Linked DNA regions of Homo sapiens: region 2 is linked to region 1. Evidence: chromatin loops called from intact Hi-C (ENCODE). Cell type or tissue: ascending aorta. All regions are shown on one strand. Each heading gives the region's core, and the rest is flanking DNA. Links, peaks and the distances in the headings are about the cores only.

Region 1 (7,852 bases), core at 2,935-5,434:
CCTGTTTTGCTAAGAGCTAGCTTGCTTTGTTCAGGTATGTCCATAATGAAAGAGATCACTTCTTCATATTTTTAGAAAACTCTCCAGCTCTCTGTGGGGATCACACAAAGTGAGATTGAAGAATTTTTAGAGATCAGTTGACTTCTGACTCAACTTTGGGTTCAACTTCTTTTTGGAGACATACCTTAAAATTTTTTTTTTCAAACTACAAAAGAAAATGTCATTGCAGAATATTCAAACAGTTATAAAATAAGTAGAATCAAAATGGAAACATCCTTTCAAACACCCACCCCAATTCCAGGCCCACACTGTTTACAGGATGCTCCTTACAGGTTCTTTTCTTTTCTTTTTTTGAGGCAGAATCTCACTCTCTTGCCCAGGCTGGAGTGCAATGGTGCAATGGTTGTGATCTCAGCTCACTACAACCTCCGTCTCCCGGGTTCAAATGATTCTCGTGCCTCAGCCTCCCAAATAGCTGGCATTATAGGTGCCCACCACCATGCCCAGTTAGTTTTTGTATTTTTAGTAGAGACAAAGTTTCGCTCTGTTGGCCAGGCTGGTCTGGAACTTCTGGTTAGAAAAGCCTTTGGTCAACCTCTGGATTTCAGACAACTAGCTTCTTCTTTTGAGAGCAGCATGAAGGTCCCCTTCTGCAGAATCTCTTACACAACAAAACCATCCTTCTGTGGTTTTCCTTCTGGAACAGAATGGGCTCTGTGCTGCTCTCAGCCTCCCAAAGTGCTGGGATTACAGGAGTGAGCCACCGTGCCCAGCCCCTTACAGGTTCTTTTCTATGCATTTGCCAGCATATAGATATGTCTGTTTTCTTTTTTTAATTTTTTGTTTTTTGTAAAAGTAAAAAGACCCACATTCTCACTATGTTGCCCAGGCTGGTCTTGAACTTCTGCGCTCAAGTGATGCTCCCATCTTGGCTTCTCAACGTGCTAGGATTACAGGCATGGGCCACTGTGTCCAGACTATATGTGTTTTCTTACACAATAGAATAATCTGTACTTGTTCTGTAGACCTCTTCCTTTCATTTTTTTGATTTGTTTTATGGTGGTAAATATACATAAAATAAGATTTACCTTTTTTTTTTTTTGAGACAGAGTCTCACTCTGTCACCAGGCTGGAATGCAGCGGCGCGATCTTGGCTCACTGCAACCTCCACCTCCCTGGTTCAAGCAATTCTCCTGCCTCAACTTCCCTAGTAGCTGGGATTACAGGCACACACCACCACGCCCAGCTAATTTTTGTATTTTTAGTAGAGATGGGGTTTTACCATGTTGGCCAGAATGGTCTCGATCTCCTGACCTCATGATCCACCTGCCTTGGACTCCCAAAGTTCTGGGATTACAGGCATGAGCCATTGCACCCAGCCAAGATTTGCCATTTTAACCATCTTTGAGTGCAAAATTCAGTGGCATTAAGTACATTCACAATGTTGCATAACACTATTTTCAGAATTTTTTCATCATCCCAAACAGAAATTCTGTATTCTTTAAATAATAATTCCTCATTTCCTCTCCCTTCAGTTCCTGGTAACCTCCACTTTACTTTCTGTCTCTAGGCTCCTTGCTCGTAATTGTTTTTGAAAAGGTAATACATGAATATTATAAAAAACTTAAACAATACAAAAGAGCATATGCAATGTTAAATACTTCCTCCTATGCTTGACCCCCAGGCAACCAGTGTAACCAGTTTCTTAGGTATCTTTCAGAAGAGTCTATGCTCATACAAGCATTCATAGACATATACCTGCCTGCTTCTGTATGCGAATAGTAGGAAATCATACACAGTTCTGCACTTTGCTTTTTTCATTTCATAATATCTGAGATTGTTTTATATATATATATATATATATGTATTATCATACAAATGCATATATGTAATTATTTTAATGACTACATATCTTATTTATCCCCTCTTCTATCAGGCTGGATTCAGCAGACTTCTGACTCATTAACTTTTAAAAAAATAATTTTTTGTGCCAAAAACCACATAACATAAACTTCATCCTTCCAACAATTTTCAAGTGTACAGTACAATATTGTCAACCACATGCATATTGTTGTGCAACAGATCCCCAGAACATCCCCCTCATCCTGCATGACTGAAATTCCACACCCACTGAACAACTCTTTCCTTTTCCCTCCTCGCAGTCCCTGACAACCAGCATTCTACTTTCTGTTTCTATGAGTTGACTATTTTAGACAGTCATATAAGTAGAATCATGGAATATTTGTCTTTTTGTGACTGGCTTATTTCACTTAGCATAATGTCCTCAAGGTTCATCAACTTTGTAACATGTGACAGGATTTCCTTCTTTTTTTGAAACTGAATAATATGCCCTTGTGTATATATACCATATTTTCTTTATCTATTCATCTCTTGATGGACATTAAATTTGCTTCTGCCTCTTGAATGATGCTGCTGTAAGCGTGGGTTTGCCAGTATCTTTTTGAGATCCTGTTTTCTATTTGCTTGGATATATATCTAGAAGTAAGATTGTTTAATCATATAGTAGTTCTATTTTTAATTTTTTGAGGAACCTCCATACTATTTTCCATAGCAGCTACACCAGTTTACATTCCCTTGCATAGTGGCTGTACCTTTTTACAATAGTGTGCAAGGGTTCCAATCTCTCCACAACCTTAACACTTATTATTTTCTGTTCTAATTTTATTTTTTGTAGAGACACGTTCTATTCATGTTACCCAGGCTGATCTCTAACTGCTGGTCTCAAGTGACTCTCTTGCCTCAGCATCCCCTCCTGAGTAGCTGGGATTACAAGTGTGAACCACACCTTGCCGTATTTTCCTGTGTGTTTGTTTTGTGTGTGTGTGTGTGTGTGTGTGTGTGTGTGTGTGACCATCCTAATGGATGTGAAGTGATATTTCATTGGGGTTTGATTTGCATTTCCCTAACAATTAGTGATGTGGATCATCTTTGCATATGCCTGTTGGCCACTTGTATATCTTCGTTGGAGAAATGTCTATTCAAGTCTTTTGTCCACTTTTAAGAGTTTTTTTTTTAATTGAGCTATAGAAGTTCTTTATACATTCTGGATATTAGCACATTATCCGATATATGGTTTGCAAATATTTTCTATCATTTTGTAGGTTGCTTTTTCACTCTGTTGATTGTGTCCTTTCCTGTGCAGATGTTTGAAAGTTTTATGGTCCCATTTACCTATTTTTGCTTTTGTTGCCTGTGCTTTAAGTGTGACTCACTAACTTTTACTTCTCTTAGGGGCCAGACTTTCATCAGGAGAGCCTGGTTGTGACTTTTGTCTTGGTTTCCACCTCAGTGCTCTCTAGCACATTGTTTAACAGGAGTGTTGACTGATTACTATTGGTTCCCTGAAGGGATATACCAAGAGATACCTCAATTTTTCTGGACTTGTTCCTATGCACAATGATGGGAGGCGTGTGTGTGTGTGTGCTGGGGTGAGTCTTCCCATTTTCTCATTTCTTTCCCCTTCTTCTCCCTTTTTGCCCCAAGTTAGAAACAGAGTCTCTTATGGGGCTTCCTGCTCTTTCCCTCTCCCATCCACCTTTTGAGTCGGGTGGTGGTCTCTGAGCCAATGACAGGTCAGCAAACAGGCTGATTCCAGACCAATGGGAGGATGCTGGATTCCAAATGGACCAATTAGCTTATTAGGGACCTGGAATAGCTGGATAGCTAGCATCTGCCTCATTGTCCATGTGGTAACGACCCTCTTGTTTTACTGGTCAACAATTTGAAGGTACAAGAAAAATCCTACTTTTTTTTTTCTTTTGATGGTTTTAATCCACCTCCACAACTTCTGCCCGAGGCCAATAAAACACAGCCATTCTTTTTTTGTAAAAAGAAAGAGAGGTTCGGTTTCCTTCAATTGTCTGCCCTTTTCTATCTCCTCCACTATTTTTGTTTTACTCTGTAGTTAACTTTGCATAGAGCAGCTTCATAGGGAGGATCTCTGCGGTGGACCCGGCTCTCTCTTCTTATTACCCGTTGCAAAGGCCTCTTTCTTGTTCTAACCTGGGGGTTTGTGGGGTTGGGGGACAGGGGGATTGGGGAGTGGGAGAAGAGTTTAGCCATAGCCTTCCTTCTGCATTTCACACACATTTAGCTATCTCTGTCGCTCTGTCACACACACACACACGCACATACACACCATACACACACACACGCACACCCGTCCGGGTCCCTCTCGGTGTGTCTTCCTTCAAGATGACAGGGCGCTGGAGAAAAGGCTGCTGGAATCAGCTGGTAGGTACAGTAGTAACCCGAGCCCCACCCACCGGCTGCCTTTGCTTGCTCAGGTTTCTCCGGTCACTCCTGCCAGGGGAGAAGACATGTAAACGTGCCTCCAGAGGAAGGGCTGGGGGAGCTGGGAGTGGCGGGGGCGGCGGAAGGTGAGCCTGGGAAGGTGGCCGAGCACCCCTTCTTCTTGGGCCCTTCCCAGTGCTCCCTTGGGGTGTCAGCCCCAGCCCCGTTTGCCCCCACTCCGCCTCCCTTTTGGAAGGGATTGCCTTTTTTTTCCTCTGCGGCGGCGGAAATGACAGTGTGGTGCTGCCGTGGTGTCATGGTGCTGCCCCTGGACTGAGGGGCGAAAACTCTTAAGTTTAGCTCGGGAGGCCCAGCTGCGGTAGCATCGCGGCCGCCGTGCTGTCCCCTGCGGGGCGCGCGGGCTGGCGGATCCCGGCTGCTGCGCGGCGTCGGCGACGGTAGCGGCAGCGGCGGCGAAGGCGGGCGGCGGCCTACAGTGGTAGCGGCGGCGGCGGCGACCGGGGCCCGGGAGCTCGCGCCGGAGCCCGAGCCAACCCGCTGCGGAGGCAGACGAGAGCCCAGCGCCCTCGAGCGAGCGGAGGAGATGGCTGGCACCTGGGAACGCTATGGGTAAAACGCGCCCCCTCGCCGCGGCCCTGGAGGTCGAGCGTCGTAGCCCTCGCAGGGCTAGTCTCCGGCTCCGGCCGCTTTTCAGGTGCCGCCGGGGCCCGGCGTTGGCCGAGGGCTCTCCGGCTCGGCGAGGCAGGGTGATGGGGCCCGCGAGGCTCGAAACGGCGACGGGGGCCCCAGCTCAGCTCCGGCTCTCAGTCATGCTGTTGGGGCCCGGGTTCCTGCCACTGCCCTCCTGGGACGGAGTTTGCACTCCGGGGTGCGGGGCGGGGGCGGCCGAGGCCTCTGCGCAGCCTGGCCGGGCCCGGCGCGGGCAGTCGAGCGAATCCCCCGGCGCCTGGGCGCGAGTCTGGGAAAGGGCACGGCCGCCTTCCCACGCTCCCGCAGCCGGCAGCCTCCTCGGCCCAGGCGTCGCCCCTTGGCCGGCCGTCTGCCGGGCGGTGCTGTCGCAGCAGCCGGCGTGGCTGCGGACGCCCTGCCGGCGGGGAGGCCCGGTGAAACTTAATCCCTTTTCTGCCAGGGAGCGATCCTCGAGTCTCCGTCTGGATGGTTCCTTATTTCTGGCCTAGCTGTGAAATCAGCTCTGTGGGGGAGAGGGAAAACTTACATATGTCCACAGGACAGACTGCGACGCAACCAGGGAGAGTGGGGATTTTCCATTCCTGCCTTGTAAGAATTAAGTAAATAACGGCGGAGTAGATTTACAGAAACATTACTGGTGATGATAAGGTTTAGGTTACTTAGCACTTCGTGTGTTGCACATTATTTTTCAGAGGTGTTTCTTCTTAGAGCAGGAAATTGAAATCCTGCAGTCGTTGTACTCTTTACTTTCTCTCTTCCACGGTCCCCTACCCGTTTTCAGGATCACTCACCTTCCTATGTCACAACGCTTACTTGCCTACCCAAATCCCCCAGCAGAGCCCCTTGGACCCCAGCCTTTCCCCATCAACGTGTGCACTCCCAGCCTCCCAGCCATGCAGCATCTTACTTCTCAACCACTTTGCCTTTTTGAGGATTTCTGAGTGTGGGGCGGATAGATGGTGATGGTTGTGTGTCTCTGAGGATGAGCCCTTATAAAGGAATATATTGGAAACTAAATAGAGAAGTACTGTGTGTGGGTTGATCCCTCTGATTCTCAAGTTGGGCCAGAAGGGCTGCCTTTAACCCCATTCTGCTCCGTCCCAGTACTCTAATCAGTTCTCTGGCAATATTCCAATAGAAGGGAGTTGCTGAATAGGGAGTTCTCCTCCCCTACTTTTCTTCTGTTTGGGGAGTGGTTTCATTGTACCCCAGATGGTTAGCTTCCCCCTGCCCACCCCCGACCCTCACATCCCCCTGTCTGTCTCCTCTCATGACTGTACTGAGGGAGAAACTGTCTTTGCTATTTTTATATATTCTTGCCCAATCAATGAACTTAACATGGATATGTAATGTGAATTAGATTTTTCCTGGTTGCTCCTCACAACTTGATTTATGTGTTTGTTATAGTTTGGATATTTATCCCTGCCCAAATCTTATGTACAAATGTAATCCCCAGTGTTGGAGGTGGGGCCTGATGGGAGGTGACTGCGTCATGGGAACAGATTTCTCATGAATGGTTTAGCACCATCACCTTGGTTGACTGTGAGTCCTTGTGATAGTGAGTAATCTCTCCTGAGATCTGGTCGTTTAAAAGTGTGTGGCACTTCCCCCCAGCTCTCTTTCTCCCTTGCTTCTGCTCACACCGTGTGAGAATCTCCTGCTCCCCATTCGCCTCCCTCCATGATTGTAAGCTTCCTGAGTCCTCCCTAGAAGCAGATGCTGGCATCACACTTCCTGTACAGCCTGCAGAACCATGACCCAATTAAACCTCTTTTCTTTTCTTTTCTTTCTTTCTTTTCTTTTTTTTTTTTTTTTTTTGAGACAGGGTCTTGCTTTGTTACCCAGGCTGGAGTGCAGTGTCACATTCACAGCTCACTGCAGCCTCCACCTCTCGGGCTTAAGCAATCCTTCTCCCTCAGCATCTCAAGTAGTTGGGAACACAGGTGCATGCCACCACACCCAGCTAATTTTTGTATTTTTTGTAGAGATGGCGTTTTGCCATGTTGCCCAGGTTGGTCTGGAACTCCTGAGGTCAAGCTGTCTGAGGGCCTCGCCAAGTGCTGGGATTACAGGCGAGAGCGACAATGCCCAGCCTACCTCTTTTATTTATAAATTACCCAGTTTCAGGTATTTCTTTAAGGCAATGCAAGAATAGCTAATGTAGTGGTTAAAACACAGGTCCAGGAGTCAAGAAGATCAGAGTTCATCCCAAATATGATGATACATTGGCTTATGGCTTTAGGACATTCCTATGACTTTTCTTTCATAGTTGGTGCACTTGTGTAAAAGCTATAATATTGTGTACTGGGTATTGTTAGTCTTGACTTGGTCCTTTGAAGATGAAAGGGTTCTGTAAACCCTCAGCATTATACTTTTTTTTTCCTTTGAGACGAAGTCTCGCTCTGTCACCCAGGCTGGAGTGCAGTGGTGTGATCATGGCTTGCTGCAGTCTTGACCTCTCTGGCTCAAGCAATCCTCCCATCTCAGCTTCCTTAGTAGCTGGGACTATAGGCACACACCATCACACCCGGCTAATTTTTGAATATTTTGTAGAGACAGGATTCACCATGTTTCCCAGTCTGGTCTCAAACTCCTGAGCTTAAGGGATCCACCTGCCAAGTCCAAGTGTTGGGATTACAGGTGTGAGCCACCACACCCAGCCAACATTATACTTTTCAAAGAAAGCACTTCCTTTACCTTTTACTGAGTTAGTGGATTGACTGGGTGTAAGCAGGAATCTTAGCTTACTGAAAACCTTTAGCTTCCCACCCCCAGAGCCAAATCGTATCATTGTACGTAGGTCCTAAATCTGGTTTTTCTCCAATACATGTTCAACTGAATGAAAACATACATGCAACTAGGCATACAGAGTAATAATGATCAATTT
Region 2 (7,852 bases), core at 2,893-5,392, 170 kb before region 1:
GGAAGAACAAAATGCTATGGGAGTGTGGGGGTTGCGGGGGGGCACCCAAGCCAGCCTTGGGAGTCAGGAAAGACTTCCTGGAGAAAAATACTTTGACTTTTGAAGTAGTTGACTGGAAGTTGGCCAAAGAGCGAGTGAAGAGAAGGGTGTTTCAGGCAGGCAGAATAGCACGTTTACCTGGACACCCCAAAGGAAGTGGCGTGTGTGTGTGTGTGGGTGTGTGTGTGTGTGGGGGGGGGGTGTGTGTGTGTGTATTTTCGGGTAGGATGAAGAGCTGTGATGAGGGGTGGGCTGGTGAGACTAGATCATAAGGGACTGTATAAGGAGAGTGTACATATGTCTATTGTCCCTGCATACTTATTACCAGCAACCCCCTTCACTCTCAAAAGGGTCCTGATTTTGGTAGTAAATTATACAGGAACCCTAATTGTAAGACACACTAGGGAGTTTGAATTTTATCCTAGGAGTGAAGAGGAGCCATTGAGCATTTTAAACAGGGCATCAACAGGATGAGATTTTGATTTTAAAATAGACTGGCAGTAATGTGAAGAATGGGTTGGGAAGGGGCAAATGTAGAGGAAGGAGTTTGGTTAGGAAGCTGTGCGTTGCCCAAGTGGGAGAGGAAGGTGGCTGAGGTGAGAAAAGTGCTGGTGGGACAGAAGAACAATTTACAATATATTTTGGAGGAAAATTCAACAGAAGTTGGTGATATTTCAATGTAGGGATTGGAAGAGAGGGAGGAGTCAAGGACAACTTACATTTTTCTGGCCTGAGTGACTGATGGATGCTGGTACTGAGCAGCACAGGAGATGAGGCTGAAGTTTAGGAACTGCTAAGTTTAAGGTGCCTGAGGGACCTCACCAGGAGGACTGAACAGGCAGCCATTGTAGCTAGTAGAGGTTTTGATCATCAATACATTTTTGCCCAAATGCCATCTTCAGATAGTCAAGAAGCTGAAGCAACGGGGCTGTAAACTAGGCCAGCCTTAAATATCCTGGGTGTTTGTCTTAAGAGGACAAGGACACAGTGGGAGAGGTTATGGAATGGAAGGAAAGCTAGGGAACAGTGAAGAAATTAAGTGTATTAAATGCAGAAGATATAAATTTGGGTTATGAGATATCTAAAGGAGAAAAATAGAAGCCAACAAAGAAGGCTCTAGTGCCTGTAATCCCAGCTACTTGGGAGGCTAAGATGGAAGGATTGCTTGAGCCCAGGAGTTCAAATCTAGCCTGGGCAACACAATGAGACCATGTCTCCTTCTTTAAAAAAAGACTCTAAACTTTAGAGTCTAAAGGAAAAAAAAATGGGTCTTTTAACAATTATAGATATTTTACAACAGCATCACAGAAAATTTGGGAGATATGTGTAAGAAGCCTCACCCATAATCTGGTGATCTTCTTACTGCTAGGTGGTGGTCAAATCAACATTCCTCTATATCTTCTGACACCACCCCAGCAAGGAAGGGGAGGCTTGCCTTATTACAGCCTAGTAGGGGTGGAAGTCCAGCCTCTCCACGTGGTCTCCACAGACACCACTGGAGGCAGGATATTGTTACCATTCAGCGGGGAAGAAAGTCCCAGCTTCCTACTTGGACTTCTCTGACACCTACCCCAGCAGGGGCTGCAGGTGGGTGTCTCGTTACATGAAGTCCCTGCTCTCCACTCAGGCTTTGCTGGTGCGGGGCGGGACACAATTTTCCTTGTGGCGTGTAGCTACAATGGAGTGATCAGCATTTAAAACGTTCTTTCTAGGCTGCCCTTTTTCTGGTCCTTTGCTGAGAGAGAAGACTTTGTTTTGGTCTAAACCCATTGGCATTTCCATGTTGTCAGCTTCTTCAGCTCCAAGTCAGGGATATAGGAGGCAAAAAGCACACCCAAAAAAGAAAAAAAAGTGAAAACCCAAGGAACTCACCACAAGGAACTACTTTATCTTCCTAGAATGTTACATGCCTTTAAAAAAGCAGAAAGTGCACAATGCTTACATTTATAGCTAAGCTGGGTGCGGTGGCTCATGCCTATAATCCCAGCATTTTGGGAGGCTGAGGCGGGAGGATCGCTTGAGCCCAGGAGTTCAAGACCAGCTTGGACAACATAGTGAAACCCCATCTCTACAAAAAATCTTAAAAAATTAGCCAGGTGTGGTGACATGTGCCTATGGTCCCAGCTACTTAGGAGGCTGAGCTGGGAGGATTGCTTGAGCCCAGGAGGTTGAGGCTGCAGTGAGCTGAGATCATGATACTGCACTACAGCCTTGGTGACAGAGCAAGACCCTATCTCAAAAGAAAAAAAAATTATAGCTCAATGAATTTTCAGACACTGAACATACCTGTCATCCAGATAAAAAACCAGAAGTCCCCTCTTGTCCTCTTCCAGCCACTACTTTACTACACACAAGAGTAATCATTGCCTGGAGGCGTTTACCTGGCCTGCTTAGCAGTGGGCACTGACAGCTTGAGACCCACTCTGGCTCAAAGTTCTTTCCAGACTGTGTGTGTGCATATGGGTTCTTGCACATCTGTCTGACTTCCTCACCTAGGCACCTTAGGTTAGAAAGTTCTTCACAGACCTTGATTCAAATTTGAATTACATTAATTCCCAGAAGTGCAATGTAGTGGTTAAGAGTATGGGATTTGGAGTTGAACCTGATTTCAAATCCCAGCTCTATAACTTCTTGGCTGTATGATCTATAACAAGGTAATAACAGCACTGACCTCGGCATGATGTTGTGAGGTTTAGGAGAAACAACTCAGGCTGGGCATGGTGGCTCAGGCTTGTAATCCTAGCTCTTTGGGAGACCGAGGCAGGAGAATTGCTTGAGGCCAGGAGTTTGAGACCAGCTTGGGCAACATAGTAAGAGCCTGTCTCTACAAAATATATATTTTTAATTATCCAGGCAAGGTGGTGCACATGTTAGTTAGTCCCAGCTACTCAGGAGGCTAAGGTGGGAGGATTGCTTGAGCCTAGGAGCTCAAGGCCGCAGTGAGCCATGATCATGCCACTGCACTTCAGCCTGGGCAACGGAGTGAGACCCTGAGGAAGGAAGGAAGGAAGGAAGGAAGGGAAGGAAGGAAGGGAGAGAGGGAGGGAGGGAAAGGAAAGAGAAAGAAGGAAAGAGAAGGAAGAGAAAGGAAAGAGAGAAGGAAAGAGAAAGGAGAGAAGGAAGGAAAGAAGGAAGGAGAGAAGGAAAGAAGGAAAGAACGGAAGGAAGGAAGGAGAAAGGAAGGAGGGAGGGAGGGAAAAAAGGAGAAAGGAAGGAAGGAGAAAGAAAAGAAGGAAGTAGGAACAAAGAAAAGCAGAGAGAGAGAGATGAAGAGAGGGAGGAATTACGTGGTGAAGGATGAAGTGAACAGCGGTGCTTGGCATATAAGCCAGCCCTCAAACAAGGGTAAGTGTTACTATCCTTATTATTATTATTAAGGCTACTGTGAACACTAAATGATATAAATTATGTAAATTACCTGATAAGGTTCCTGGCACTCAGTAAGTGTTAGTTCCCTTCCTTCCTCCCTTCAGGGGAGGACTAGGGAGTAAGTACTTTTTGTAAGTTTGTTCTCCTGGGTTGAAGGGAGGGAAGGAAAAGCTCCAAGGAGGAGAGTGGCTGTACTGTGGGTGGTGTCCTTCTCAGTACTTCCTGGGAGTATGCGGTGTGACAGCTCCCACCACCTCTCTCTGCCTCCCTTTGTGCCCCTACTCAGGACTCCATCAGCAAAGGCCTGGATGGAGCAGAAAGCAATGATGATGGGAAAGCCAGCCCCTCTCTACGGGTTGAGGTTCACTTGGCCCCATAGTTTGAACACTATTCTACTTCCCTCTCAGTATGGTGGAGTAAGGGCCCTGGAGGGCTCTGGGCTAGCACAGGTGCACATCCTAGCTCGGCCTCTGTGAGCCCTTTCTTCCCTTTGGCAAATGCCACTGACTGCTATGCCCAGGCTGCCTCAGTGAAGTCCCGAGATGGCTCCCAGTACCCCAATTTGGGGGTTCCTGGGAGAGCTTGTCACCAAATGTCCAAATACAGTTTGACATAACCTTCATTTTCAAACTATGTCACATTTCTGTGAGGATACAGTATCTTGAAATTAAACAGATCTAGGGCATTACAGTTCCACAAAGTTTTGGGATCAGCTACTCTCATAATTGAATGTAATTTATGAACTCCTGATCCACCTTGTTCCTCTGCAGAGAAATTTGCTACAGCCTCTAGATTTATGAAATTGCCCTTCTCTCTGCAGACAGCAGAGGGCCTCATTAGCACAAACTCAATGTCACTGGCAAATATATGGGAAGGAAAGTTTGCCAAGGTTCTAGAAGCACAGCAAAACTTTGATTAACATAAATAGGCAAGAAAATTGGCCAGTCAGCTTAATTCCCTAAAAAAAACCCTGGATTTCCTGAGTTAATAGGGGTTGAGCAGAAGCTTCTTGCTGTTCCACCCTTTGTGGTCGAAAATTCATCCAAAATTCCCAAATCCTCTTTGCTCCCTCAGCTGGTAATAGGGATCCTGGATAGAGTTGCCAGATTTAGAAAATAAAAATACAGGCCAGACGCGGTGGCTCACGCCTGTAATCCCAACACTTTGGGAGGCTGAGGTGGGCGGATCAATTGAGGTCAGGAGTTTGAGACCAGCCTGGCCAACATGACGAAACCCCATCTCTATTAAAAATACAAAAATTAGCCAGGCATGGTGGCACATGCCTGTAATCCCAGCTACTCAGGAGGCTGAGCCGGGAGAATCACTTGAACTTGGGCAGCAGAAGTTGCAGTGAGCTGAGATCGCACGACTGCACTCCAGCCTGGGTGACAGAGCATGACTCCATCTCAAAAAAACAAAAATTAAAAAAAAGGCCGAGTGCAGTGGCTGACGCCTGTAATCCCAGCACTTTGGGAGGCTGAGGCAGGCAGATCACTTGAGGTCAGGAGTTCGAGACCAGCCTGGCCAACCAACATAGTGAAGCCCCGTCTCTACTAAGAATACAAAAATTAGCTGGGCATGGGCCTGGCGCGGTGGCTCACGCCTGTAATCCCAGCACTTTGGGAGGCCAAGGCGGGCAGATCACCTAACATCGGGAGTTTGAGACCAGCCTGACCAACGTGGAGAAACCCTGTCTCTACTAAAAATACAAAAAAGAAATTAGCCGGGCATGGTGGTGCATCCCTGTAATCCCAGCTACTTGGGAGGCTGAGGCAGGAGAATCGCTTGAACCTGGGAGGCAGAGGTTGCAGTGAGCCGAGATCACGCCATTGCACTCCAGCCTGGGCAACGAGCGAAACTCTGTCTCAAAAAAAAAAAATTAGCTGGGCATAGTGGCAGACACCTATAATCCCAGCTACTCAGGAGGCTGAGGCAGGAGAATCACTTGAACCTGGGAGGCAGAGGTTGCAGTGAGCTGAGATCACGCCACTGCACACCAGCCTGGGCAACAGAGTGAGACTCAGTCTCAAAAAAAAATTTTTTTTTTAAAGAAAATAAAAATATAGGATGTCAGATAACAGGTCTGGACATTATATATTGAACCATAAGACTCCGAAAGATGGAGAGAAGGCAGATCCAGTAGAGACCTCAGGACCTGAGGCAGTGAGTTCCCCGGGTTTTCTTTTTGCCTCACATATCCCAGACTGGGTTCTAGAGAGACTGGCTACCCAGAAACTCCAGTGGGTACACACAAAAAAAGCCCTAACAAAATCTGGCTCTCTCTAGGGAAAGGACCAGGCAAGAGGCAGCCTATCAAGACATAAAACCTTTAGACAATAACCAAACACCACAAAGCCAACTGGCCCCACCCCACCCATGTCAGCAAGGGCCAAGTGGGAAGCCAGGTTACAAGAAGGTATTTCCAATCTCCCACCAGGTTTCAGAAAAGGCCAGTACAGAGCTGGGATTTTCACTGCCACCAGATGGTCACAAAGCTATGCAACACTGGGGACATATACCAAAACGTTCTTTTTCTGAGATTCAAATTCACCTGTGCATCCTGGTTTTGATCGGGCTGCCCTGACTGTGGGTGAATCTTGATTTTCTGACTGAGGTCTGGCCACCATAAGATTGTCAGTCTGAACACCATTAGCCCAGACAAGGAGATGGGGGAAAAGTAAGTTGAAGAGGCTGAGCTGAGTGGGTAGTTCATGGGTAGTCCCTCCCATTGACAACTGCTTTCTTTAATTCCCCATAGCTGCTTGTTTTCTTCCTAATTGCTCATTTCTTTTAAATGCCAATTGCAGGAAGAAAACTAAACAGTGTAATTCATGTGTGTGCTCCAGGCAAACTGAGCTGATTGTCTACGAGGCACCTTATTGTGTGGATTAAATAAGATCATGTCAATGAAAGCCCCTTAGCATCCAGGAGTTGCTCAATAAATGTTACTTTCCTTCTTTCCTGAAACATCAAGGATAACTTTAGACATCCTCAGCCTGGCTGTGGCTCAGAGAGAAAATCCAGCTGACCTTCTGATCCCTGAATGCCATTATTATTTTAGTAACCAATGCTTTTATTGAAAAAATAAGCCATGGTTAACAAAAATCCAGGCAGTATAAAATTGTATACGATGAAAAGGAAGTCTCTCTCCTATCCCAGGGCACAGTCCTCCACTTCCTCTCCCTAGAGGCAACCACTGTTACCAATGTATTCTTCCAGAGGAGTTCCATGCATATGCATACCTATATATAACCCTCTCATTTCCCTCCAATGTGAACATACTAGACACACTGCTCTGTATCTTCACATGCTATTTTTAGCTCCTAATTGCCTGGCTGCGGTGGGATACAGGCAGTTGATCCTGAGGGTCCTTATGAAAAACAGCCCTTTGAAACTTGTTGCTACCGCTATTGAAAGGATGTTGTCAAGGATGTTGTTCATTGTATCCCACAGTATCGTCTCTGAGGACCCCCGGGAGGAATTCCTGTCTGATCTTAGTACTGAAAACACTTGCCCTTCTGAGCGATTCGTTTGTTTTTATCTCCTGGACATTGTGAATTGTATAACAACAAGGTTTCCCCTTCCCTGTTGGCTGCTAGAAAGCTTTAGTTAGAGCCAACTTTTTGGCCCACCCTTTGTGGGAGCAGAGGTTTTTATGGTATGTATCTGTAGCCTGATGCTTGGCCGTATTTTGTGTCCACCCTCCCCTGCTTTTCTATCTTTAATTTATGCTGCCTTGACATACCTTGTGTGCCCTGGCAAGCTACCTGAAATCACTTCTGAAAAAAGGCAAAGTTGGAGTAATTAAATAACTGCCTGGCTCAGCAGCTCACTACCTTCAGTCTCCACCCACCCTCTCTTAACCCCCATCGTATCCTCTCAGCGGCTTCCTGGTGCTCCCCGCTGGCCTGTCTGGCAACTACTCTCCCCTTCAACCTTTTGTCCTATCTGGCCCCTCATTGCTCTTGGGCCTTGCAGGTCCGCTACTGCTTGCAATGCCCCCACCCCCCACCCCCCGGCCCACATCCTCACCTCCATATGCATCATGTGTAGCCATCAGATGCTTGCTTTGATCATTCTAGGACTGAAAACTCAGGCCCTTGGCTACATATTAGGACTGTTCTCTGTCTTTCCAAGGTTCAGTAATGCATGCTGCTAGAGCAGAGCCATCATAAAAGAAGGCTACCTCTCTGGACCAACCTGGGCAAAACTCCAGGGGCCAGGCGTGATGGCTCACGCCTGTAATCCCTACACTTTGGGAGGCCAAGGCGGGTGGATCAACTTGAGGCCAAGAGTTGGAGACCAGCCTGGCCAACATGGTGAAACCCCATCTCTACTGAAAATACAAAAATTAGCCAGGCATGGTGGTGCACACCTGTAATCCCAACTACTCAGGAGGCTGAGGCAGGAGAATTGCTTGAACCTGGGAGGCAGAGTTTGCAGT

Evidence for each region. Hi-C counts contacts between places; a loop is a spot of excess contacts. Peaks named below come from ENCODE experiments on the same cell type or tissue, not always from the same donor. Only the 100,000 strongest peaks of a DNase experiment are listed, where the experiment ranks them.
Region 2: it touches region 1 in a loop (4-fold over the local background); 3 of 110 quality-filtered maps call a loop at or near these places.

The regions. Positions count from the first base shown.
Region 1 is chrX:107,821,547-107,829,398 of GRCh38, forward strand. It overlaps MID2 (midline 2), which reads left to right and starts at 4,320. Exons shown (of 10, transcript NM_012216.4): 1 at 4,320-4,884. The coding sequence starts at 4,881. RefSeq lists silencers at 4,738-4,927, 5,088-5,137. In ascending aorta, for the core only: no CTCF peak of the experiment used is centred there; DNase peaks (open chromatin) are centred at 4,285 and 4,815; H3K4me3 peaks cover 1,605 bases; H3K27ac peaks cover 1,978 bases.
Region 2 is chrX:107,655,692-107,663,543 of GRCh38, forward strand. No RefSeq gene overlaps it. Among named protein-coding and RNA genes, the nearest start is that of PRPS1, 31 kb to the left of the region's middle. In ascending aorta, for the core only: a CTCF peak has its summit at 4,226; no DNase peak of the experiment used is centred there.